3 separate regions of the Mus musculus genome follow, and regions 1 and 2 are each linked to region 3. A link is a loop called in an ENCODE intact Hi-C map of the cell type or tissue named here. Cell type or tissue: heart. All regions are shown on one strand. Region 1 has its middle 4.4 kb from the start of Gm13056. Region 2 has its middle 4.6 kb from the start of Fam131c. Region 3 overlaps Fbxo42 (F-box protein 42).

Region 1 (8,000 bases), 69 kb before region 3:
CAGAGAGCTGGAAGGAGGCCCAGTACTAAGGGGGATGCCCATTAAGCACTTGTTAGTCGCCTACTGTGTCCCGAAGGCTCAAGATGGAAGTATCTATCTTACTCTACAGGGCTGGGGAACCCCGAGGGGAGAGTATCAGGGGGCCAAGCTTAGAAGCTCTCTGCAGAGTCTGGACATGGTCTCCTAGAGAAAGCAGCGTCTGAGATGAGCCCTGAAGGGCCAAGTCTAACCAAGCAGGAAGAAATTTTATTAATGTCACCCTCTACAGACCCACAGCCCAGTGAGTGGATGAGACAGATAGGAGCAAATGACTGTCATTGTCCCATCCCCAGTATGTGTGAGTGTGTTTGTGTGTGTGCCCATTGCTGGTGGTCCCACTTGGAGACCTCACTGAGACACTTCCAAGCTGTGTGGCTTCGGGCCAATGACTTAACCTCTCTGAGCTCCCATCCCTGAAACGAAGACAGTAACAGTTCAGGCTTCACAGGGCTTTTGTGTCAGCTCAGTAAGTTCACACAGGTTAAAGAGCCAGGGACAATCCAGGGTGTTAGTAAGAACCATAAATGCCTACTCTGACGTCATTATTTAAGCGCTAGCTCACACATTCACCTTCATTCATTCATTCACCCTTCACTGATTCACTTCCTCCCTCAGCTCACCACGCCCACACTCCTCCCTCGCCACCAGTCATCTGTTGGGCAATCCCCAGGTACACAGCGGCCTCCGGCCAGCTCCTGCTTCCCAGGCTATTCTCCCATTCCCAACTGTGCCTGCCACCAAGCTGCTAATGACTCTTACTGTCCTCTAATTCCCGAAAACCTCCAACAGTAAGGTCTGGGTTGGGACAACATGCTGAGAACGGAACCCAGGTGTGGGCCCTAAGCCCCCAGCTCCTTGGCCAGAGCCAGGCCTGGGCAGGGAGAGATGGCTGAACCCAGGGCGCCCACTGATCTCCACACCTCTCCTCTCTTTTCACTTTTAGTTTGGGGCAGGGCCTCACTAAGTTGTCCAGGCCTGAAGTTTTGCGATGCCCAGCAGCTAAAATACAGGCAGGTGTCATCAGATCTATCTTCCCACCCCACCCACCATCATCGTTATTCTTCAACAGGGTCTCACGTAGCCCAGGCTGGCCTTGAACTCTGTATGTAGACCAAGCTGGCCTTGAGTTCTATAGATGAGATGACATTGATTTTTTTTTTGGTCACTGTTGGGGTTTTGGTTTTTTTGGGGGTGTTGTTGTTGTTGTTGTTGTTGTTTTTGGTTTTTCGAGACAGGGTTTCTCTGTATAGCCCTGGCTGTCCTGGAGTTCACTTTGTAGACCAGGCTAGATTCAGACTCTACCTGCCGCTGCCTCTGCCTCCTGAATGCTGGGATCAAAGAGGTGAGCCATCGCCACCTGGCTGACATTGAACTCGATCGATTCTCTCTCTCTCTCTCTCTCTCTCTCTCTCTCTCTCTCTCTCTCTCTCTCTCTCTCTCTCTCTGTTTTTCAAGACAGGGTTTTTTGGGTTCTTTGTTTGTTTTTGTTTTCTGGGTTTTTTGTTTGTTTGTTTTGTTTTGTTTTGTTTTGTTTTCAAGACAGGGTTTCTCTGTATAGCTCTGGCTGTCCTGGAACTCACTCTGTAGACCAGGCTGGCCTCGAACTCAGAAATCCTCCTGCCTCTGCCTCCCAAGTGTTGGGATTAAAGGTGTGTGCCACCACTGCCTGGCTTGATCGATTCTCTTGACTTCGGCTCCTGCGAAAGCCCCAGACTCAAGCTAGCTCTGCTGCAGCTGGAAGCCCAGAACCTGCTGAGGGAGCTTCAGAGGCAGCTGATTGACAGCCAGCAGCACTGAGCAGAGAGCCCATGCTTTCCTTCCCTCCTTCCTCACAGGGCCTTGGAGAACAGGTTGGCCTGGGGAGGAACCTGCCACGATTCTGCAAGAGCCATTTCCTGAGTGCCCTCCTCATGTCCAGTCCCCTACGGGACACTTTAGATACTTTCCATAGCATCACACACGGTGGCTAACATCTCACCCACAAGGCAGCTGTGCCTCAGAGAAGTCGAGGGACTTACCCAGGACCGCACAGCAAGGAAACATGGTCCTGCATTCAAATCCATGTTTGACACCTCAGCCTAACAGAGACAACAGGGTTGGCATCTGGGATTGGAGAGCGGCTGGGTGGGGCATGAGGTGATGTTGGGGCCACAGGGTGGGACCAGAGATGAGAAGAGTGAGGAGCCACAGTACAGGGCGGGTAACGGGAACCTGGCCAGGCCAGGTCCTAGGCCCCTGGGCAGGCCCTGAACGCAGCAGGCTTGTCCTGTGGGGCTGCTTGGGCGATACCAACAGTGCCTGCTGACTCAGTGACTGCGTTGGCTTTTTCCTGGAAAACAGCAGCGGTGATGGGGGTGAGGAGCGCCGGGGAGGAAGATGAAGAAGATCCTGTTCCGGGAGAAGGAGGTGTAGGCACCTCTCCTGCTTTGCATACACAGAGTCCCGAGTTCAATTCTCCACACTTTCCCACACACTCCAAGTGCCTTGACACTTCCTCTGCAGACCCAAGAACCACCTCTGACCTATGATGGTACCAGCCGGGCACAAGTGCCCACCCTAGCCACACTGCACAGCTTGGGGGCCTGTCCCCACATGCCTTCCGCAGAGATCCATCTGGCCCCACCCTAAGGGGCAGTAGAGAAGGCTTCTGGATGACGGGGTCTCCTGGGCCATCTCCTTAGGGACTTGAGAGCTATATTTGCAGTGGGGACCAACTTTAGGGGCTCAAAGACCTCAAGGGATGTCGCCCCGCCTCCACTCCCAACCCCGCCCCAAGACTTCACACTGCTCAGCTGGGCCCAAGAGGATAGATGGAGTTCAAGAACACCCCAGTCCTCAGGCACCTGGCAGGACCAGTCACAGTCATTTGTCACACCCCAGAGGAGATAATGGGATCAGGGACTGTGGCCTACTGCACATTACATTGGCCCTCACACCCAGTGGGGGGCACGGGAAGAGTCCCACAGAAGCATTCAGGGGCCAGCAGAGGGATTGAAGCCAGGAGTGGGGTGTGGGCTTCCCCGGATTCATCACCCATGACTCTCAGCCTCCGTGGGGCTGCTGTGCTTAGGGTACTGTGCTGGCAGATGTGGGAACAGCTCGGCTCCCGCTCTGGTGCAGGGCTGGGAGGACGCCGGGAAGCTGGCTGGTAGGCGTGGGGAAGCTGGTGATTGACAGGCATGGAGAAGTTGACTGGCAGGCATGAGAAGCTGATTTCCCTGGTATAATATTCTCACCGTGGCCCGTCTGGAGCAACACAGGACTCTCCAGCAAGGGCTACTGGACAGCCCGTCCGACGAAGCCTCAGTCCAGCGTTAGTGGGTTCCTCCCCATCACAGCCGCCAGCCTTCCGAAGAAGCTGTTGTGAGAACAGCAGGCACCACGTGCTTTGAGAGCTAGGGAAGAGGGGAGGCTGGGGTGAGCTCACTATTGAGGAGGCTTTGGCTGGGAGATGTCTCAGTGGGTAAGAATGCTCGCTATGCAAGCGTGAGGCCCTGAGTTTGGGTGCCCAGGACCCACGTAAAAGGCTGGGTGTGGCTGAGCATGAACCCTCATAGATGAGGGGCAGAGACAGAAGACTCAGGACTCTGGCAAGGGAGTCGAGCTGGGTTTCAACCTCCAGGCTCAGTAAGAGAACCTGTATCAAGGAGATGAGGTGGATGGTAGGGGAGGACATTAATGGTCTCCACACACTCACCTACCTGTACAGCACACACAGGCACGCACAGATGCACACGCGCGCGCACACACACACACCCCATACATAGACACACACCACACACTATACATAGACACACACACGTGCCCACACACACCAAACATATACACCATACATATACACACACCACACATGCACCCACACAACATATATACACCATATATATATACATACCATACATACCACAAGCATACACACCACACACATTACATGCACACATACCATACACACACACTATACACAAACACACACACACACACATACACTCAGATACACAACACACACACTCACACACACTCTCCCATACACAGCACACACACCCTACATACAGAACACAGACCACACCACACATTCACACAAAGGGCTCCCTGGGGAGACAATATGTCAGGTAGGCCTGGGTTCCCGGGAGTCGTTTGCTGTGTGAGCTCAGACTAGTCCCAGCCCCTTTCTGAGATTTGGTTTCCTGCGTGGTCGAAATCTGGACGATACAAATAGAAAGGATTCCTGGGGCTTCTGCTAAAGGAGGCGCTTCGGTAAACAGCCTGATACTTTGGTAAACCACTGTCCGTGTTGGCAACTGTTCTGCCAAGAACTTGGGCAAGCTGCTGCAGCGGGCAGCCTAGGCCACGGGTCACGAGCCTCTGAGACTAGCTTATTCCAGACTTGGAGCAGAGACCAGTGCTGAACGGGCTCCTGATCCCAGAAGCTGTGCCTTCCCTCAGCTCCTGTCCAGCCTGCGGCAGCTGCCTCTACCCTACCCCACGACACAGTTGAGCATCAGGCTGACTCCATCCACCAACCAGCACAGGGAGACCACAGGGTGTGGCACGCAGTCCTCCAGCCCAGCCCCAGCCTCTGCTGCCCCCTGGTGGCTGCCTAAGAGAACTGCTTCTCCTACAGAGTTAGTGAACTGCCGCTGCTCGGGTCAGTTTGTGGAATACCTCCTCCCTCGATTTTAGGATGCGCTTAAGCAGAGGGCAGGATTCCGATGAAACCGGACGGCGCCGCTTTCCTATCGTTTTGTGCCTTGTGGCGCACCTGCGGAGGTGGATGACAAATCTGGGAGTCTCCTTCCGTGTGGGTCCTGTGGATTGAACTCAGCTGGTCGGGCTTGGAAGCCAGGGCCCCTAACTGCCCGGCAACCTCCTCAGCCCTCAGACCGGGTTTAATCAGAGGGAAGTGGGACCTTGGCAAGTCACCTCTCAGAGCCTCGGCTAGCTGTAGAACGGGATGATGAAATCAGGGTGGGAAGGATTAAGAGCCCTGAGCCTGGCGCCGAGGTTGAGCTGCAGACAACAGGAAGGCTGACTGTGGTTCCTAAGAATCACTGCCTCCGAGACCACGAGACTCCACCCCTTTGTACAACACTTCCTCTAAGTCTTATTCACTTATGTGTATGGCGTGGCTGTGTGTATGTGTGTGTAAAGGTGTGCCACTGAACAACTGTGAAAGTCAGAGGGTAACTTTCAGGAGTTTGGCCTCCCCTTCCATTCATTGTGTGTTCCAAGGACTGAACTCAGGTCATGGGGCCCACGCTCGAATATTTTAACCTGCTGTGCCCTCTGACCAGCACAACTCATTTATTCATTTATTGCTTTGTATGTGTGTGTGTGTGTGTTTTAAATTTTATATGTATGTGTGTAAAAACATGTGTGCTCAGATACCCACAAAGGAGATCTGACGTGGGTGCTGGGAACTGAACTCAGGTCCTCTGGAGAGCAGAAAGTGTCCTCAACTGCTGAGCCATCTCTCCAGCCTCCTCTTTTGTCTTTTTGAGACAGCCGAGGGTGACCTTGGAGTTCAGATCTTCTTAACAGCCCAAGTGCTGCCGGCATGCACCACCACACCTGGCTTTATTAACTGTTTTCGAGACAGGGTCTCGATGTATAGCCCAGTCTGGCCTCAACCTCTCCATCCTCCTGCTCCAGCTTGTAAGGCTGGGATTCCAGGCACACACCATTACAGGTGCTGGCACTGCCACCTTCCAGCCACACTGTTACCATGTAAGGAAACTGAGGCCCAACGGGGATGTGACAGCAGCCGTTTCATAACCCAGCCTGGAGCCCCCTGCCTCTCAAGATCCCTGGCCTTGCCCCTCATATCAGCACTGGGCCACCAGGCCCTGCCAATGACCATTCTCAGCTCAGGGGCAGCACCAGCCAACGTCTTGCAATGGCCATCCTGGTCACCCCCCTGCACCCCGCCCAAGCAGGCGCCTGTACATCCCGTTCTTCTTCATGCTCTGTGGTGAGAATTGCACAGCTCCACTTCCTCCACCCACCCATCTGTTTGTGACAGTCCCCACAGAAGGGAAAACCTGCCCGTGTCAGACCAGGGTCCCTCCTACCCGCATGTCACCCATTCCTTTTGTTCCTTCTCCCAAGAGTCATGAAACATGACCTGGGGAGGCCACTTGAGAAGGGGACCTTGGAACAGGAAAGAGTCTCTTGGGAACAGGAAATAAGTCCTCAGCCCAAGTTCAAACACAGGTCAAAGCTGCAAGAGTGGCCAAGCTGGTCTCTCGGTGCCCAGGACTGCTCAGCCAAGGCAAGACAGCTTCCTCCACAGCCTGAGGACACCCTGGCCACAGGGCCACCACGTTGTTCCTTGGGGACTGAAGGCTGCTGCTGAGGGGAGCAGAGGCGCATGGCTCTGACTCAGGGCTATACAGGCTTGGATGTGACTCCTGCCCCCACAGCCCGGGTCCATGTGTTCTCCATGCAGGGCCACAGCGCTAAAGGACAGGGAGGTCCCTGCCCTCATAGCCCAACAGGGAGAGACAGACAGTAAATGAACCTACAAATGAGCCAACAGGGAACACATGGTGCTGAGGAGAAGGGATGAGCACGTGTGCAGCAGCCACCAGGAGGCGAGTGGGTGGCACCTAAGGCCTGAGCTGTAAGGAGAAATCGAGGACGGTCTGCAGGGAGGCAGAGGCATACACCCCCCCACCCCCACCCCACCCCACCCCACCCCACCCCCACCCCCACCCCCACCCCACCCCCCAGACAGGGTTTCTCTGCGTAGCTCTGGCTGTCCTGGAGCTCACTTTGTAGACCAGGCTGGCCTCGAACTCAGACATCCGCCTGCCTCCCAAGTGCTGGGATTAAAGGCATACATTTTTTGTAACTTTTTTGTTTGTTTGTTTTGTTTTGTTTTGTTTTATTTCAAGACAGGGTTTCTCTGTATATCCCTGGCTGTCCCGGAGCTCACTCTGTAGACCAGGCTGGCCTCGAACTCAGAAATCCGCCTGCCTTTGCCTCCCGAGTGCTGGGATTAAAGGCGTGCGCCACCACGCCCGGCACAACCTATTTTTAATAAGGGTTCAACCGCTCCTGTAGCCCAGCACCCAGCAGAGGTGGTGGAAGAGAAGAGCTATGAGGATGTGGAGGAAGTGGACCTGTTCAGCAATAGTTCTTAGAGGGTGAGCCTGATCTTCATTGGCAGCGGTTCAGTCCTGTAGCAAACACCAAATGCAACTCAGCATCTGCAGAGCAGTCCTCGCAGCAGGCAGACACCAGGCACGAACCAGCAGCTGTAGCTCAATCCTGAAGAAACCACCAGGCTTGCCATCTGGCCTGAAGCAAGGCTGCAGAAGCAGCGAGCTGCCGCAGGAACCTCATGAGCAGTTCTTGAGTGAGTTTCTCTCGATGGCAGCGTTACCACAGGTTGAGTTAACAACGCTCTGTCAGGCGAACCGGAGCGTATGGGTGTCTTTCAACGAATAGCAAAGTTGAACAAACCAATGCTCAGTGCTCATCTCCCACTGTCTGTGGGGTCATATTTCACACTCCTTTATTGTAGCCGATCCCCAGCCCTGTGTAGGCTGCCTCAGACCTTGCTGCTACTGTGAATGAGACCACCTGGGGTGGAGCCTAGATGGCCCTATTGTTCTGTCACCTGCCACTGCTCTCAGCTGCTGCTAAGAGGCTGAACCTGTCCCCCTGAGATATTCCTGAGCTAGCCACAACCTGTGGACTTGGCGACCTAATGCTAATAGCTCTGACAGACTGTTGTTAACAACTTAGTAACAAAGCATCAAGAAGCCTGGCATGGCAGGGGATGGGTCTCCCCGCTTTATAAGCACAGACTCTTAGTAAACTTTGATCAGAAATCTGTCTTGATCTCTTTACTTCTCTCGACATTCTCTCCTATACAGCTCTGGCCTCCCACACAGGAACCCAGTTAGTGTGGCTGCAGGCGGCTATACTTCATCACAGGTCCTTTCACGTGTTTGCTATGC
Region 2 (8,000 bases), 160 kb before region 3:
TTCCTGGTAAGTACCTTTAACCTGCCGAGCCATCTCGCCAGCCTCCAGGTCAGGGGTTTTTGATAGTCACCTGCTTATGGGAGGATGCTGGTCCAGGGAGGGAGTTCTGAGGGAGGACCAAGACACTGCATTAGTGGCCTCCTGGCTAGATAAGCGGTCTCATGCAAGAAGGTAGGCTACCTCCCAGGGCTCCTCTGGAGCAAGGAAGTATAGGCAAACCCTACCTAGGAACTTCTGTCATGGAATAGTGGAGGCTAATTGCTGGCACTTGTATGGCTGTTAGCGTGTGTGTGTGTGTGTGTGTGTGTGTGTGTGTGTGTGTGTGTGTGTGTTCCTCTTCTCACACATATGCACTGTGTGCATTCACATGCACTCATTTAGGATCCTGGAGAGAGTGGTCAGATGTGCTGTGACAAACCTTGCCAGGCCTGAAGCACCCTGTATCTGAGGTAAATGTCACCTCACCCCATCCTTGGACATTCCTGTTTCCAGACAGAGGAGTCAATGGGTCTGTTTACCAGCCCTGTATCACTAGAGACAGCCCTGGGGGATGAATATGGCTTAGAGCAAGGGTTTGAAGACCCTGTGCAGAGCAGAAGCCAGGCCTGCTGGGGCTGCCCAGGGCTGGGGACTCGAGCTATTGAGTAAAGTCAGAGTGGAGGTGGCCCCATGCTGTCTCTGGTGCTTTAAGACCTAGGTGTAAATGGAGACCTGGCTCATATAGACAGTGTTACTTAAACCCACAACTGAATCTGAAAGGAAAACACATGAATATCACTGCTCCATACACAACACAGGACAACAGGGGGCATGCATCACAGATAGCCCCGAGACCGGTGACTTACAGTGCACAGGAGCAGGGATGCCACCACTTGGGAGGTAGAATCAGGGTGGTCAGAAGTTCAAGGTCATCTTTGGTTACGTAGTGAGTTCAAGGTCAGCCTGGGTTACATGAGACCCTGCCTCAAAAAAGATAAGGGGGAAGAATATAAAGTATATGTAAGGATGTGCCTGGATTATGCGGAAATACCGTACCATTCTAACAAAGGGCTGGAACCCCTGGTGGCCGATAGCTCAAGGACTCCAAGGGTCGGCTGTTGTGACTTCAGCCTCCTATATCCACAGAGGCAACTAAAGACCAGCAGTCATGTGAAGTGCTGAGTACATGCAAGCATAAACCACACTTGAAAGTCTGTCTTCCAGTGTCCCATCCTGCCTGCTCTGGGCCCAGGTACTCTGCTCTCTAAGCCTGGCCTAGCTGAGGTGGCTGTGAGGGGACCGTCCTTTATCATAAGGACACCCAGGTGGCTCACTTGGTGTCAGGGTTGCTCCCACCCCTGTGTGGAGAAGGAAAGACAGATCTGCCTATGGCCAGGCTCTGGTCCTGTCCTGTGCATGAGACCTGGTACCAAGCAGGCAGATGTGTCTGCCCTTCTGACTGGATGTGGCTTGGAGGCACGGCTCTGACTCACCACGATGTAAGAGCGGGAGCTGGTCACAGCTGCTGATGTTCCTGCTGGCAGCCTAACAGCCTAGGGGCTGGGGTGGAGGTGAAGGAACAGGACCCGTGAGGAGCAGAGAGACAGGGCAGTTCCCGGGTAGGAGGTGCCTGGGATGGGGAAATGTGCATTGAATGAGCAGAAGGGTCATCTGTGTTCCCCGTGTGGCCAACTCAGGGACACAGGTCGGGGATGGGGTGGGTGCTTCTGCCCATCCCATGTATTTACACTGTTTAGCCTCCCGCTGATTCTATCTTGTCACTCTACAGCACTGGTACCGTCCTGAGAGACCAGGCCATACTGGGGGAAGGCGGGTGGTGGCTCTTCCTTGCATTCCCACATTCACCTTCCCAATCCTTGGAATTCTGCTGAAGCAGACGATGTGCTGACAGGTCCAAGATGTGTGGCTGCCCTCCCCGGGACAACGGTCTGTCCTTTCCCAGTTCACCCCACAGCCCATCTGCCCTGTGACCATCCTCTGACCTCCTCGGGTGTCCTCCCGACACACCCACTCATGGGAGAGAGGGGAAGAAACCTGGGAGCACCGTGCCTGGGGGTGCCCGTCACCCCTCATGTTCTTTTCTCCTGGCACAAGCTTGAGAACCCAGGCAGAGCCCCGTCTAGTGGCTGTCCATCAATGGGCAGACATCTGCAGCTCTGAGAGCCCGCCCTGCTGTGGGTATTGAAGCATGGAGAAGGGACATTACAGGGATGGATGGGAGAAAGATTAATCTGCAGGAGTCATTCCAGTGGTGAATCAGACCCGTGCCTGCCTGGCAGTCCCAGGGTCAGTGGGAACACGGTGGAGAGAGCCATGTGTGAGCTGAGCTCAGGGTCAGGACGGAGAGTGCTGCCCCTATTGCCAATAAAGCCTGCGAGGTGACAGCTCCTGCCAAGGGCCAAGGGGACATGGGGATAGCAAGTCTACAGTGATCCTGAAACCAGACATTGAAGGTTGGGTTGAGTGCTGGCAGCTAGAACTGGTGGGTGACTCTCTGTACACAGAGGATTGAAAACAGGGATACACTTGGGGACACTCTGGGCACATGTGACACCAGGGGAGCAGTAGGAGAGGTTGAGGTTGTAGACCCTCCCCCCCCCCGGACATTCTAGAGGATTCTCTATTAAGCACAATAGCAGCCATCCTCATCTGCTCGTATGTGCCCTGCTCGAAAGAGGCCATTGGCTTGCTGACCACTGATACTCCCTCGAGCAAGTGGATGGGAAGACCATGGGATCCTTGTCTGGGATTCCAGACGCTCCTCTCAACTCTCTGAGTGTAATTCTGCTCTCAGGGGTGGCTAGAATATATACACTCGGGAAAGTCGATTGAAGGGGGTTGCATCCATATGGCTATGGAGAAGCCGTCATCAGTCCTGGATGAAGTAGCTGCTGTATACTTTGGGACCCTCCCCCCTCGGTCTCCTGCAGGTAACTCCTCACCCACACTCTGTAAGCAAGCTCAATAAATTCATTGGCTCCCCGGGGCGGACTGTGGTGGAATCATACTGGAGTTTGCCATGAGACCTTGCGAGGAGTCTCTCCAAGAGAGGCAAAACCTGATAACAGGAACAGAAGAGGGCCTGGCAGAACTGAGTGGGCGTCCGTCTGGTAGCTGGGAGGACCCTTAGTAGGTGCTCAGTTAATAGGTGGTGACGGTCCCAGGTGTCAGGTCTAGAAGATGGATCATGGCCGAGACACCGTCGGGCTGCCCCTCACCAGCGGGCACTTGCTGAGCCCTGGTGTGTCCAGCAAGGGCTGTATGGTGTAGAGACTCCACCCTGCACACTAGAGCCTACAATGTCAGTGGAGGAATTCAATGCTGAGGTTTCTCAAGCAGTGATCAGGGTCCACTTGGAACCACATAGGGCAGGTGAAGCCCTTGTGAAATGGAGAAAGGACCTGGCCTAGTCTGGGGCTTGGGAGGCATATTCTGGGAGCAATGAGGGTGGAGCCAGCTGCCCAAGAATATATGAGACTCAGAAGGGCAGAGAGAGAGAGAGAGAGAGAGAGAGAGAGAGAGAGAGAGAGAGAGAGAGAGAGAGAGAGAGAGAGAGAGAGAGAGAGGAGTCTGCCAGTGGCCAGTTGTCCTGGGGGTGGGAGGGAGGAGAGACCCAGGAGATTGAAGAGAAGGCAAAAATCTTGGGTGGGTTCCAGCAATCAGAGCTTGAAGCCCTTCCAGAAAGATCTAGAAATAAGGCAATGTGCCTGCCGCCCTTGGAATATGTCCATTCTTGCCTGGATTGGGGCTCCCAACTGGACTCATAGGTCAGACGTCTCCCTGACCCCAGAACAACAGGTGAACTAGGATGGGGGGATGGGCATGCACACGCTCAGTCTGATGGGGGAGGCAGAGTCCTGAGGGATCTCTGATCGAGGCAGTGATAGCCACTGTCCATGCTCAGCCCTGGGATGGCAGCAAGAGAGAGTAAATACTTCAGGGAGTAAATAGTACTGTGGAGTAAAGAGGGCTATTAAGTTCATTTCTTAAATGCCTAGTGTAGGCCTAGTCAATGGTGGCTGCTTCCCAACAGGACCCCTTTCTCAGAGACCAGAAATTGGTGTTGTAACTCTAGTTCTAAAGATCTCTGCAGGCAGAGGAGCCCCTGCCGGAACCAAGGACTAAGTTGTCTTGAGCTGTACATGTCATACAACAAGTGACCACCAGGGGGCAGCCTGAGACGGCATCATTCTAAATCCTTTTCAGGTTGCTTTTTGCCCTTGGCCAATTGACACAGAAAGTACCACGCTGGCAACAGTGACCCAGCCAGGGCTCAAGGTTGTGCACACTGTGATCTGAACTTGGTACCCTGTGACGGGGAGGGACTGAAACATTGTCCCAGCCTCTGGTCACTGGCCCCGAGGTTTACCACGATTGTCTGCATGTGTCAACTCTCCTGAGCCACAACTCTAAGGCTGCATCCCTCCCCGCAGAAGGGGACCCTGTTCTAACAAAACATCTCTATATAGAATACGTCCCCTTCGGTCTGAGATCTGCATAGCCCTGAGCCCACTGTGCAGATGTGGAGACTGAGAACCAAGAGACCCCAGGATGCAGTGCGCACACGGGGTGGGGGTGGGGTGGCTGCATGTGGCTAGGTCCACCTTTTGGAGACCTACCTGGCTGGGCGGCCCAGGGGCTAGAGGAGGAGCCTGGAAAAGTCATGACCTCAGAAAGCCACACTCAGCTACTCAGGGGCAGGGGACTTCCAGTGAGAGTCTGATGTCAGAATCCTCACATATCCGGGTAGGCTAAGCAGAACAAGAGGTTCCCAGTATGGCAGAGGGCCAGCAGAAACCCCTCAGGAGCTGACTGCTGGACCCTGTCCTGAGCACTGGGGACATTGATATGAGGTTAGCCAGCCTAGAAGCTCACAAGTGCCATGACACCTGGTCGTGAGGATAGTCCTTACCATTAAGGAGCTCTGCTGGGCCAGATGGGACCTTGGTGACAATTCAGGCATTTGGGTTAATATCAGCATGGTGCCCCGGATGATGGCATCAGCCCATTGAACCCTCCAGTAGCCCAAGAGGTGAGCCCACGCCATGGTCACGTTAGAAACACACACCACTCAGTGATACCTCAGCCCAGTTCCCCTTTGTCATAACCTGTGAGATGACTCCAAACCCAGACACTCCTGGGACCAGCACTGCTCTCTCTATTCCATCTCTGGATATTTATGCAAGCCGTACACACTCCCACCCCGACCCCCATTCCCACCCCCACCCCACCCCACCCCGCTCCCTCCACCAGGCCACACCATGCATGCCTGTGCCTTGCATCCTGCCCCTTCACCTTTATCTTCATTCTCCAAACTTCCTGTAAGATGCTCACCACCCACACAACGGGATGTGGAAGAGAGGGTACAGGCGGGAGGGAGCCAGCAGTCCTGGAGATGGAAAGCCGGTGTTAGTAAACAACGGCTCACAGCCTGTTTCTATAAATAAAGTTTTATTTAAACACATTCACGCTTATTCATACACCTATTTTCTATAGCTGTTGTGCTTTATAATAGTGGAGGTGTGGCAGACGCGGCAACCCTCAAAGCTGAGAATGGAAATGTTTGCCAGTATCTGGCCGAGGGGATACCAGGCTCAGAAGCACCAGGAGGGGCATAGCAGAGGGGTGGGAATTGAGATTGTGGCTCAGACTGGCTGATTTTTTTTTTCTCATCCCCCTCCCCCCATCCCCACCCCAGGTGCCTGAGCAGGAGATGTTAAAAACACAATAGCTCGTCCTCTCTGAAAGTCAGGCTGGGTCTGGATTCTCCTCAGCAGCTGCTGATCATACCAGGCTGGCGGAGAGTCCTGCTAGCGTCTGCTCTTCGGGAGTTGAATGGGAACTAGATAGATGGACGGGGACTCTCTTCTCTGGGAGCTCACAGGACACTATGGGAAGATGTCCAAGCTGAAACCCAGATCAGAAGTCACGGCCAGTGGGATCTGCCCTTCCGCTCCTCCTCATGTGGTTTCCAGCCACTCAAGAACCATCCCCCAGTTGTCCTGGGGAGGGAGGGACACCTTGTCTATACAGGTTAGCAGAGACCTGTGATGTTTGATGAACTAGCCAAGCCCTTGGTCCATGTCTGCAGGCAAAGCTCAAATTGTCGTGGGAAAGCCCCCGATGGTATTTAGGACAATGGGTTCTAGCCCAAGACTTATTCGGACAAGTCTGTCCCTGCTGGGCCTCGGTGTGGTCGTCAGGAACCGGGGGGGGGGGGTGGGGGGGACTGGGGAAACACACCTGGAAGACCCTCCGGCTGCACACGCTAAGGCTCGCCTTTTCTCTTTTCAGGCCTCAGTTTGTCTCTGTAAAATGGGGACATGAATGATGGCCCTCCCACACTCTTGCAGCTGGTCCCAGTCCAGGGAGATCACAGATGGGAAAGCGCTTTGAGCTCCGTGGAAGAAAGGAATTCTATAAACCTAGGGGGTTATTATGCTGCGGATCTGGGAGCAAGCATGGGCTCGTACCCAGAGGTCTACAGAAGTTTAGTCTGGCCGGTAGAGGGCGCTATAGAGAAGCTGAGTCTTGAATTGGAATCCATTTGGTCCATGAGAGTTCAGCATAGACATCAGGTCTGTACTGGGGAGGATGGGGGACATGGCTGTGAATAAAAGGGGACCCACAATGCTTCGGTATAGTGGTGGGGCCTGGTCAGGGTAAGAACATGAAGCAAACTCATCTTAACACAGTGAGTTGGGAGCTAGGACGGGCACTAGACAGGCACAAGGACTCTCCTGCCTGGAAAGTTGAGCCTATGGAAAGTTGAGGAGAGATGTCAAGGCTGAGGCCTAGGTCAGAGCTTCAGGCTCCAGACTGTCTGTCCAAGAGAGCATGGAGAAGTGACACCTTCAAGTCCAGGATTAGACTGTGCTATCCGGGGGCAAGTTCCTTGTTTCTCAAGATGTCTAATCCTCCCCATAAAAGGAGACACATCATGACCAGAGGCTGCTATAGATCGACTGACCAATCCCTGAGTGACAGCTTTTAAATAGGGCTAGACCGTTGCAAACCCCATGCTGCCATCATGGGTTACTTAATGGTTAAATGCTGGTAGTAGGCTCTGCCCATTCTCCCTTCCCAGCCCTGGAGATATCCAGAGCCCCTGGGAAGTGTTATCTCCGCACAGGTGTGGGAGGGGCCAGCAAAGGGATCCCTGTGGGCCTTATCGGGTCCCCAGGACCCGGATGAAAGCTGATGGCTGTTCCCAGACAGTAGTTATCAGGATCATGTACTGGGAAGACCTTTCCTACTGATCTTGTACCCTACCCGGGTTGGTCTGGAGTGGCAGGGATCATGTCGAAGACAGAGTACAGAGCGGCAGGGGCTGAGGTTTGGAGAGGAGGAATGCCCAAGCTGATGGGAATGGGGAAGAAAGGGATTTGAAAGAAGACAGGAAGCAGCCAGTCTTCCCCAGCCCACTCTCCAGCATCCTCCTCCCATCTGAGACCCTCTCTGAACCGCAGTCTGCTTCTCTGTGAGACGGAAAAGTCGCCCCTTGGCTTCCAAGATTCCGTAAGATGGTCCTGCATCTCCAAAGAGTTCAAATGACCCCCTAGCAATCTAGGGTGAGGCCCCTCAGCTCACAAAGGCCTAGAGCTGGCTCTGTGCCTGCAGCCACCATTTCTTTTGTGTAGAAGACGAGTTTATGAAGAAAACTCCCAAAACAAACAGACCCCAGCTGGCCTCCCCTACCCAGCCTTGCCCTGCCCAGCCCTGCCCACTCCTGTCTTCCCAGCCCTGGATAGAGACAGGTTGGGAGGGGAGCCAGAGCCCTGGGAACCTGTTTTCCCAGCACAGGTGTGGGAGGGGGGTAGTAAGAGGTCAGGGTGGGCCTTGTGGGGACCCCAGACATGGAAGAGAATGATAGCTTTTCCAAGTAGCTGAGACAGTGGGCATGCAAGCAAAACACTCATGAACATAAAACAAATTAATTAATAAAAAATTAATTACAATTCTTGAGGGGTGTGGTATCAGCAATCCCAACACTTCTGAGG
Region 3 (8,000 bases):
TGGATGTCACACATATTTCCTCCTTTGAGAGAAATCAATATTTACATGTTTAGAAGAAACCCACTTAAAAATGGGATTGTGGTATATACTGATGGATCAAAAACTGGCATAGGTGCCTATGTGGCTAATGGTAAAGTGGTATCCAAACAATATAATGAAAATTCACCTCAAGTGGTAGAATGTTTAGTGGTTTTAGAAGTTTTAAAAACCTTTTTAGAACCCCTTAATATTGTGTCAGATTCCTGTTATGTGGTTAATGCAGTATGACAAATAACTCAGCTGGGATGTGAACAAAAGTTTCCGGGATTGTGTGTTATTTCCATTCAGTATGTTAAATTTACTAGGGCAGCTAAATTGTCAAAAAGTCTTTTTCAGTATATGTTACAGAATTGGATGGCTGAATTTGAACAGATCCTTCGGGAATTGAGACTTCAGGTCAACTCCACGCGCTTGGACCTGTCGCTGACCAAAGGATTACCCAATTGGATCTCCTCAGCATTTTCTTTCTTTAAAAAATGGGTGGGATTAATATTATTTGGAGATACACTTTGCTGTGGATTAGTGTTGCTTCTTTGATTGGTCTGTAAGCTTAAGGCCCAAACTAGGAGAGACAAGGTGGTTACTGCCCAGGCGCTTGCAGGACTAGAACATGGAGCTCCCCCTGATATATGGTTATCTATGCTCAGGCAATAGGTCGCTGGCCACTCAGCTCTTATATCCCATGAGGCTAGTCTCATTGCACGGGATAGAGTGAGTGTGCTTCAGCAGCCCGAGAGAGTTGCACGGCTAAGCACTGCAATGGAAAGGCTCTGCGGCATATATGAGCCTATTCTAGGGAGACATGTCATCTTTCATGAAGGTTCAGTGTCCTAGTTCCCTTCCCCCAGGCAAAACGACACGGGAGCAGGTCAGGGTTGCTCTGGGTAAAAGCCTGTGAGCCTAAGAGCTAATCCTGTACATGGCTCCTTTACCTACACACTGGGGATTTGACCTCTATCTCCACTCTCATTAATATGGGTGGCCTATTTGCTCTTATTAAAAGGAAAGGGGGAGATGTTGGGAGCCGCCCCCACATTCGCCGTCACAAGATGGCGTTGACATCCTGTGTTCTAAGTGGTAAACAAATAATCTGCGCATGAGCCAAGGGTATTTATGACTACTTGTACTCTGCTTTTCCCGTGAACGTCAGCTCGGCCATGGGCTGCAGCCAATCAGGGAGTGATGCGTCCTAAGTGAAGGGTCACTCCTCCTTAAAGGGGACGGGGTTTTCCGCCATTCGCTCTCGCTGGCATCTCTCTGGCTCTGCGCGCCCGGCGCTCGCTCGCTGCCTAAAGATGTAAACAATAGAGCACGCTCTGCGCTTTGGCGCGCCGGAGCTCTGGCTCCTAAAATTATTGAGGGGCTTTCGTTTTTGGGGCTGGGCGCTGGGCGCTTGCTCTCCTGGCTCCCAAAGATGTAAGCAATAAAGTTTTGCCGCAGAAGATTCTGGTCTGTTGCATCTTTCCTGGCCGGGCGTGAGAACGCGTCTAATAAGACACATAGGCACACACAGACACACATGAAATAAGGGGCTGGAGAGATGGCTTAGCAGGCAAGAGTGTTAACTGCTTTGTCAGTCTGTCAGAGGGCTGGATCCCAGCACCCACATCTAGTGGCTTACAAATGTGTGTAATTCCAGCTCCAGGGGATCCATCACCCCCCTTTTGTTGTCCATAAGTATTTCTCTGTCTGTCTGTCTGTCTGTTTAAAAAAATTAAAGAAAATCCTGTTGGAGAGCTCAACCGCCCCATGGGCACACCCCTCTCTGCTTTGCTGTTTATAGTCTCATCTGGCCCAGGTCCCCGACCTCCAGGCTTAAGTGTAAAGTCCACAGGACAGGGTGCCACCTGCCAAGCAGCAGATACAATGCATGTGTTGAGCGCAGTGGTGGGTACTGTAAACTCCCCCACCAGCAGTTCCTTGGCCAAGAGGCTGAGCGCTTTATTCCCTACATGTCTGTCCCCTGTGCTGCACATCTTGAACATGCAGTGCTTCACCACTCAGCCATCCCACCACGTTCCTTGGTGATGTCTTCTCCCCAGTACCACCCTGCTCCCCACCCCACCCCCACCCCCGTTCAGGCACGGGTTTCTGGGCTCATCTCATTTCACTCTAGAGATCCAGCCTGTCCTTCTCAAGGCTCTTGAGGGATCCATCAATGTCTCTCACACTGACGGGCATTGGCAAGGGCTTCTCGATGTACTAGGGTACCTGCTCTGGTACTCCTGGCACTTGCTACCATCCCAGGTGGAGCCCCGCTTTCTCCTTTCAAAGCAGGCCAGGGTTTAGGGGGAGGCTTGGTGAGGACACCTGCCTTTTAAGTACAAGGTTCCATCTCTTGCAGAGGGCGGGAACTGATTGGAACAGGCCTACCTTTCCTTTCCTTTTTGTGACAAGGTTTCTCTGTGTAGTCCTGGCTGTCCTAGAACTTGCTCTGTAGACCAGGCTGGCCTTGAACTCAGAGGTCCGCCTGCCTCTGCCTCTTGAGTGCTGGGATTAAAGGCATGCACCAAAGATACAGGCAAGCATTTTCATCATCTTCAGGACTTGTTCAATGGTAGTGTGTGCTTCAGTGTGCACAGGATCTTGGGTGTAACTGAAGGCCCAGCCCCCCCCCCCCCAAAAAAAATCACCACACACCACCTCCTGCCTCATTCAGTCGGTCTCTGAATCAGTCACTTCACTTCCATAATTTCAGGTAAACTCCGATCCAGCTACTTCTCATTTTCGACAGCATTAACATGCCAAGTTTCTTCGTCCTCATCTTTATTTCCTTATTTATCCATCCATTTATCCATCCATGCATGCATCCATGCATGCATCCATCCACCCATCCATGCACCCATGCATCCATGCATGCATCCATGCATGCATCCATCCACCCATCCATGCACCCATGCACCCATGCATCCATGCATCCATGCATCCATGCATCCATGCATCCATCCATCCATCCATCCATCCATCCATCCATCCATCCATCCATCCATCCATCCATCCATCCATCCATCCATCCATCCATCTATCTATCTATCTATCTATCTATCTATCTATCTATCTATCTATCTATCTATCTATCTATTTTTTGAGACAGGATCTCCCTATGTAGCCCTGACTGTCCGGGAACTTTGTAAACCAGGCTAGGCTGCCCTTGAACTCAGAGATCCGCCGCCTGCCTCTGGCTCTCAAGTGCCCGGCCCCTCTCTTGTTTTAATCTCCGGCTCCCCCAGCCTTGGGGCTAATGTTCAGTGTTGCAGGAGGTTTACTTTAATGCCAGGGACTCACGGAAGGAGAGATCACCTACTCACAGGCCATCTCTCACAACGTTCTGCTCCAGGGAGAACTCTGCACTGAGCCCTTCGATGCTGGTCCCGTCTTGAGAGACCAGATTGTCTCCTCCTACAGGAATTCTGGTTATGATCTTTCCCTGCCACATGTGAGGAGGAATTGTGACTGTCACATTGTTGTAGAATACTGTCTGCCAAGTGAAACAGCCATTACTAGCTTAATCAGAGTACCTGAGACTACAGAGGAGACCCCTCACAGCAGCGAGGAGGGACGACAGACCTTCCCCAGGTCCCAGCCATCACTCTCTCTTGTACCCCCACCCAACTGTACCGACTGCATGTGATCTCGGAAAGTAGAATATACAGGAGGAAGATTAACTAAAGAGTGAACGTCATCTCTGCAGTTTTGGGGAGGCCATCATTTATGTTGGGGTGAAACTTCTCAGTGTTTCCGCTGTCTGGGGGTCGCTCACACTTTTATATGGAAGCCCAGGGAACTTGTAGTTCACTAGCTGGGCTTGAATGGAGTGGTTCCGCTGTCCTGTTGCTACTGGAGTGTAGAAACAGCTGAGGAAGCTGTAAGCTCCCCAGGGTATGTTTCTTTGGGTTACCAGTGTCCTGTTGCCTTAGGGTGAGGGTCAGTAAACACTCAAGGATCTCCGGGTCCGTTCCACCCTTTTCGTGGGCAGCAGAGCATGTTTTCAGCAGTCTTCATTTTCTCTCCTGCAGCACGTAGGCAGGTGGGGCCCCTGAGGAGGCTTTGCTGTGTTGGGCTTGTAAGGGTTAGCCTGGGGGTGGGACAGGTGGGACAGGCTGAGACAGGCTGGAAAAGGAGGAAACCAACCAGGGTAGAAAAGGAAAACACTGGGTAAGCTGTCCTCTTTCTCCACTGTTTGGGACAGAGCATGCAGGTGCACTCAAAGCCTTTCCTAGGGTTCCCCCGGGTGGCCGCTGGGGGTAATCATATCTATTCAAGCGCATGGAGATCTCATTCCTAGTCTTAAGTGTGAAGCAGCTGTCACTCCTCCTCTGCAACTCATCAGTCCCCACTCAAACTCTCCCAGCAATGCTGCAGTCACCCCCACACGCATCCACTGGAGATACTATATGTAGATGGGCTAATAACAGCAAAGGGAAGCTCCCCCTAGGGGCAGAGGGAGTGGAAGAGGGGCAGCCCCAGGCATGTGTGGCAGCCCTACACCAAGGGCAGTCTGGTGAGTATCTTGTCTAGAGCCAACAGTACTCCAGCCCATAGCTTTTACGAGATTTTTTTCAGATTCCCAGAAGATAAAGGCTTAGGCTCAGGGTGGTCACCTGGGCTGGTGAATCTGCATTGTCTGTCTGTCTTTCTTACACTCACACTGAAGGAAGCTGCCCTGCTGGGGAGTACTGCTGGGCCAAGCCATGCACCACACTGGGACACTTCCTCCACCTCTCCGGCATCTTCCTCATCCAGCAGGGCAGAGGCAAGTACGCAAGTACACAGCTGGTAAGACCCGAACCCAGGGTAAAGCAGCAAACAGAAAACGGTATCTAAACCTGTGTCCTCACCACCAGTTGCTGTCCTGGCCCTCCGTACACCTCTGCTCACTTCCCTTAGAATCTGCACCACAAAGTCCTTCAGGCATGATGGGGACAGGGACAGCATTCTCACTCAGGAAACCACCTTCCCGGCCACCCTCCTTCCCCCCACTGCCCTCCATCCCAGGGACGCCCCCCTTTCTTTACTATACTAATAAAACAGTTAAGACAATTCAGTCCGTTGTTTTATTTGTTAAACTGCTAAAAAGTCATCGGGGGAAACATTAACAAAAATGAAATGGACAGATTTAAATATCCATGGAATCCATTTTCATTCCCACACTGTGATGTGCCTAAAATGACTATGGGGGGAGCCGCCTGGCACCCCTGAGTTGTATGGGAAACATCACTCACAGCACCAGCTTTGTCAGGGCACGGTGGGCGTGCACCGACGTGAGCCCTGGTTGGTAGGAGGGGGCAGAGCGAGCACAGTGGAGCCAGAGGTTGGCTTTCATTCCCAAGGATGGGGCTGCTGAGAGGCCACCTGCAGATGACAGCAGAGCAGGCCTTAAGGCAGTCACCAGGCCAGGCTTCCTTACCCTGGACTCCTTCAGATCCTCCCCGCTGTCATTTTTGCTGGTGACCACAGATAATGCAAATAGAGTACGTCACCATGCCAGAGTCACCATGAGGACAAGGACAGACAGATGGACAGACTGAAGAGGAAGGGAAAGGCGAGGCAGAAGGAACTTATAAAGACAAAGTAAAGGGAGCGCCCCCTCGTCCCACTGCGGCGGCTGTCTGTCTTTCCAGGCTGAGCCTCCTGCAATCCTGCCTTCTCTCCTCTTCTTAAGTTAGGGGAGTTCCGAGACCGTTCCTCCACAGTTCATGCTTTCAGTTCTCGCCAGAGCTCAGACATTAAAATGAGAAGGCTGGCAGGGCAAGCCCAGCATTGCCTTCAACAAAACTCCAGTTTCCTTCTACCTTACTGGTGCTCCCAAAACACGGGGCAGGTGGGGTTGTGGAGCCCTCGTCCCAAACAAGGAAGAAAGGCAGCAACAGGAGTGAGAAACGAATGCTCTCTGCCGCACACTATGTGGCATGCATGACCAGGAAGCTCTGTGCAGGAGCAGAGCAGCGCCCAGAACTCTCACAGGCCAACCAAATGACTGAAGTTAATATGACCGAGGGCTCTCAAAGGCACACTTGCAGGAATGGAAAGGGTTAAAGCTTCAAGTAGAAACAAGATGTATTTTAAATACTTAAATACTGATAAATATTTTCTTTAGGTGCTCCTGAGGGTTCAAACAAAATATTTTGTCTCATGTCTCTTGGTGAATTTTAAGACAAAATTGGTATCGTGTCAAAAAAGGGGTGGTGGTTAAATCTGAACTGACAGTGTTCTGTGGACACTGAGCTCTGCTAGCGTACTGCAAGTTGTAGGACGCACACAGCCTCATGAGGCTGAGGAGACCACAGTCTCCACTGCTGATTCACTTCCCACAGCAACATCTACAGCACTCAGGGACCATCAAGTCCCAAATGGCTGGTTGCAGTCGAGGCTCATTCTGTTTTCTCTGGAGGGACTGCAGAGATCTCAGGCAGAGGAACCCATAGCTTTCTAAGAGGTTAAGATTTCTGTTGCCTGTCTACTTGGGAGAAGTCGAAGAATCAACAGTTGACAGCCAGCTTAGGAAGGCCACAGGGGAAAGAGAAAGACTACAAAGTAGAGATTCTTAACTTTCAGGTGTCCGAATGCTTGATGTTTCAGTAGAGACCAAATCCAGAGGCGCCATCCACACGCAAACACCACAGAGAGGGTTCAGCAATGCTAGGCTGCTTATCTGCTGGCCTTATCTCTTGAGTCAAGATCCCACAGGATCAGTCTTGGCCAAAGGACTGGTAGTAGCAACAGAGCAGGCAGCTGGAGCAGTGGGACACACAGGAAGTAGGCACAGGGGTGCTCCCTCGGGAGCGGCTCCAGATCGAATACCCCTCCTCTAGAGTTGGCCTTTTCCAAGTTTCAAAACAGGAGGGCTCTCTTGCCAAGACCAGCAGAGCAAAGCTAAAGGCTAAGGAAAGACTGAGCATGGAGCAGGAGACACGCTTGTCGGAAGGTGAGTGCTGGCCATGAGCCAGACGAGCCGCAGCAGGCTCGTGCCTGGGAGATGCGGGGACAGGGGAATGGGAGACTGCCGCTGGGAAACACGCTGCTGTCCTTTCAATTTCAGTTTTAAAGGTAAAATAAAAATGCTTTATCCACTGATGAGAAACCACCAAACCATAGTTGCATGGCCATTTGAAATAACCTTTTTTGATTTCTCCTATGTCTAGGCTGTGGCTTAGAGACCAATAATTTATAGCTTTCTCTATGAACAAACAAACCAACCAACCAACCAACCAACCCCTCTCCTGGTTGGCTGCACCTCTTCTAGGAAATGAAGTGAAGGCAGCAAGGAAAGCTCTGCTTTGGGGGACACAAGAAAAAGACGACACAGCACTGCACAGCACAGAGGGCTGTGCCGCAAGTGACAGGCAGAGGCAGGAGGATCGCTGTGAGGTACATAGTGAGGCACTGCCTCAGAAAAAGAGAAAACTGGAAAAGGTGTCTTTCGATGCTTTACAGATGTCCTCTGTTTTGTTGAGACAGAGTCTCATCATATAACTCAGGCTAAGCCCAAACCTGAAGTCATCCTGCCTCTGTCTGCCCTGAGTGCTAGGACACAGGCGTGCACCAGCACACTGTGGTGGGTCCCGACGGGCCATGAGGATGCCGGGAGGCTCTAACAGCTCTGAATTCTGTGGACACTGGAGCTTTGTCAGAGAGGAAGAAGTTCGGAAGTTCGGATGCTTTACAAAGATGAACCAAAAAAACCAAAAAGTATAAGAAAACCTCCCAAAGCAAAGCACCGAAGGACAGGCAGCAGCCGGCAGACAGGAGAGGCCTCTGAGGACCCAGTTCTAAAAGGAAAACAACTATGGTTTTTGGCAACTTGCAACCAAACACGATTGTCGGAAAATTCCCTAATCAGACATTTGAATGTTTTGCTAAGACATGTAGGGAGAACTCAAAAAGACCAACGGACAGGAAGGAGGCAGACAGACGGATGGACGGCGGCTCTATAAACATTGTTTCAGCATGACTCCAGCACG

What was found. Peaks named below come from ENCODE experiments on the same cell type or tissue, not always from the same donor. Only the 100,000 strongest peaks of a DNase experiment are listed, where the experiment ranks them.
Region 1: a loop joins it to region 3, with 2.8 times the contacts of the local background. A loop is called at or near these places in 10 of 42 quality-filtered maps.
Region 2: it touches region 3 in a loop (8-fold over the local background); 13 of 42 quality-filtered maps call a loop at or near these places.

What each region holds. Positions count from the first base shown.
Region 1 is chr4:141,270,046-141,278,045 of GRCm38, reverse strand. No RefSeq gene overlaps it. Among named protein-coding and RNA genes, the nearest start is that of Gm13056, 4.4 kb to the left of the region's middle. In heart, no CTCF peak of the experiment used is centred here; DNase peaks (open chromatin) are centred at 3,403, 4,545, 4,975 and 5,975; H3K4me3 peaks cover 1,236 bases; H3K27ac peaks cover 3,350 bases.
Region 2 is chr4:141,359,554-141,367,553 of GRCm38, reverse strand. No RefSeq gene overlaps it. Among named protein-coding and RNA genes, the nearest start is that of Fam131c, 4.6 kb to the left of the region's middle. In heart, CTCF peaks have their summits at 4,164 (motif pointing right) and 6,500 (motif pointing right); DNase peaks (open chromatin) are centred at 4,243 and 4,743; H3K27ac peaks cover 1,854 bases; H3K27me3 peaks cover 3,636 bases.
Region 3 is chr4:141,201,137-141,209,136 of GRCm38, reverse strand. Fbxo42 (F-box protein 42) reads right to left here. Exons shown (of 10, transcript NM_172518.3): 10 at 5,075-8,000. Among named protein-coding and RNA genes, the nearest start is that of Cplane2, 8.8 kb to the left of the region's middle. In heart, a CTCF peak has its summit at 4,284 (motif pointing left); a DNase peak (open chromatin) is centred at 6,776.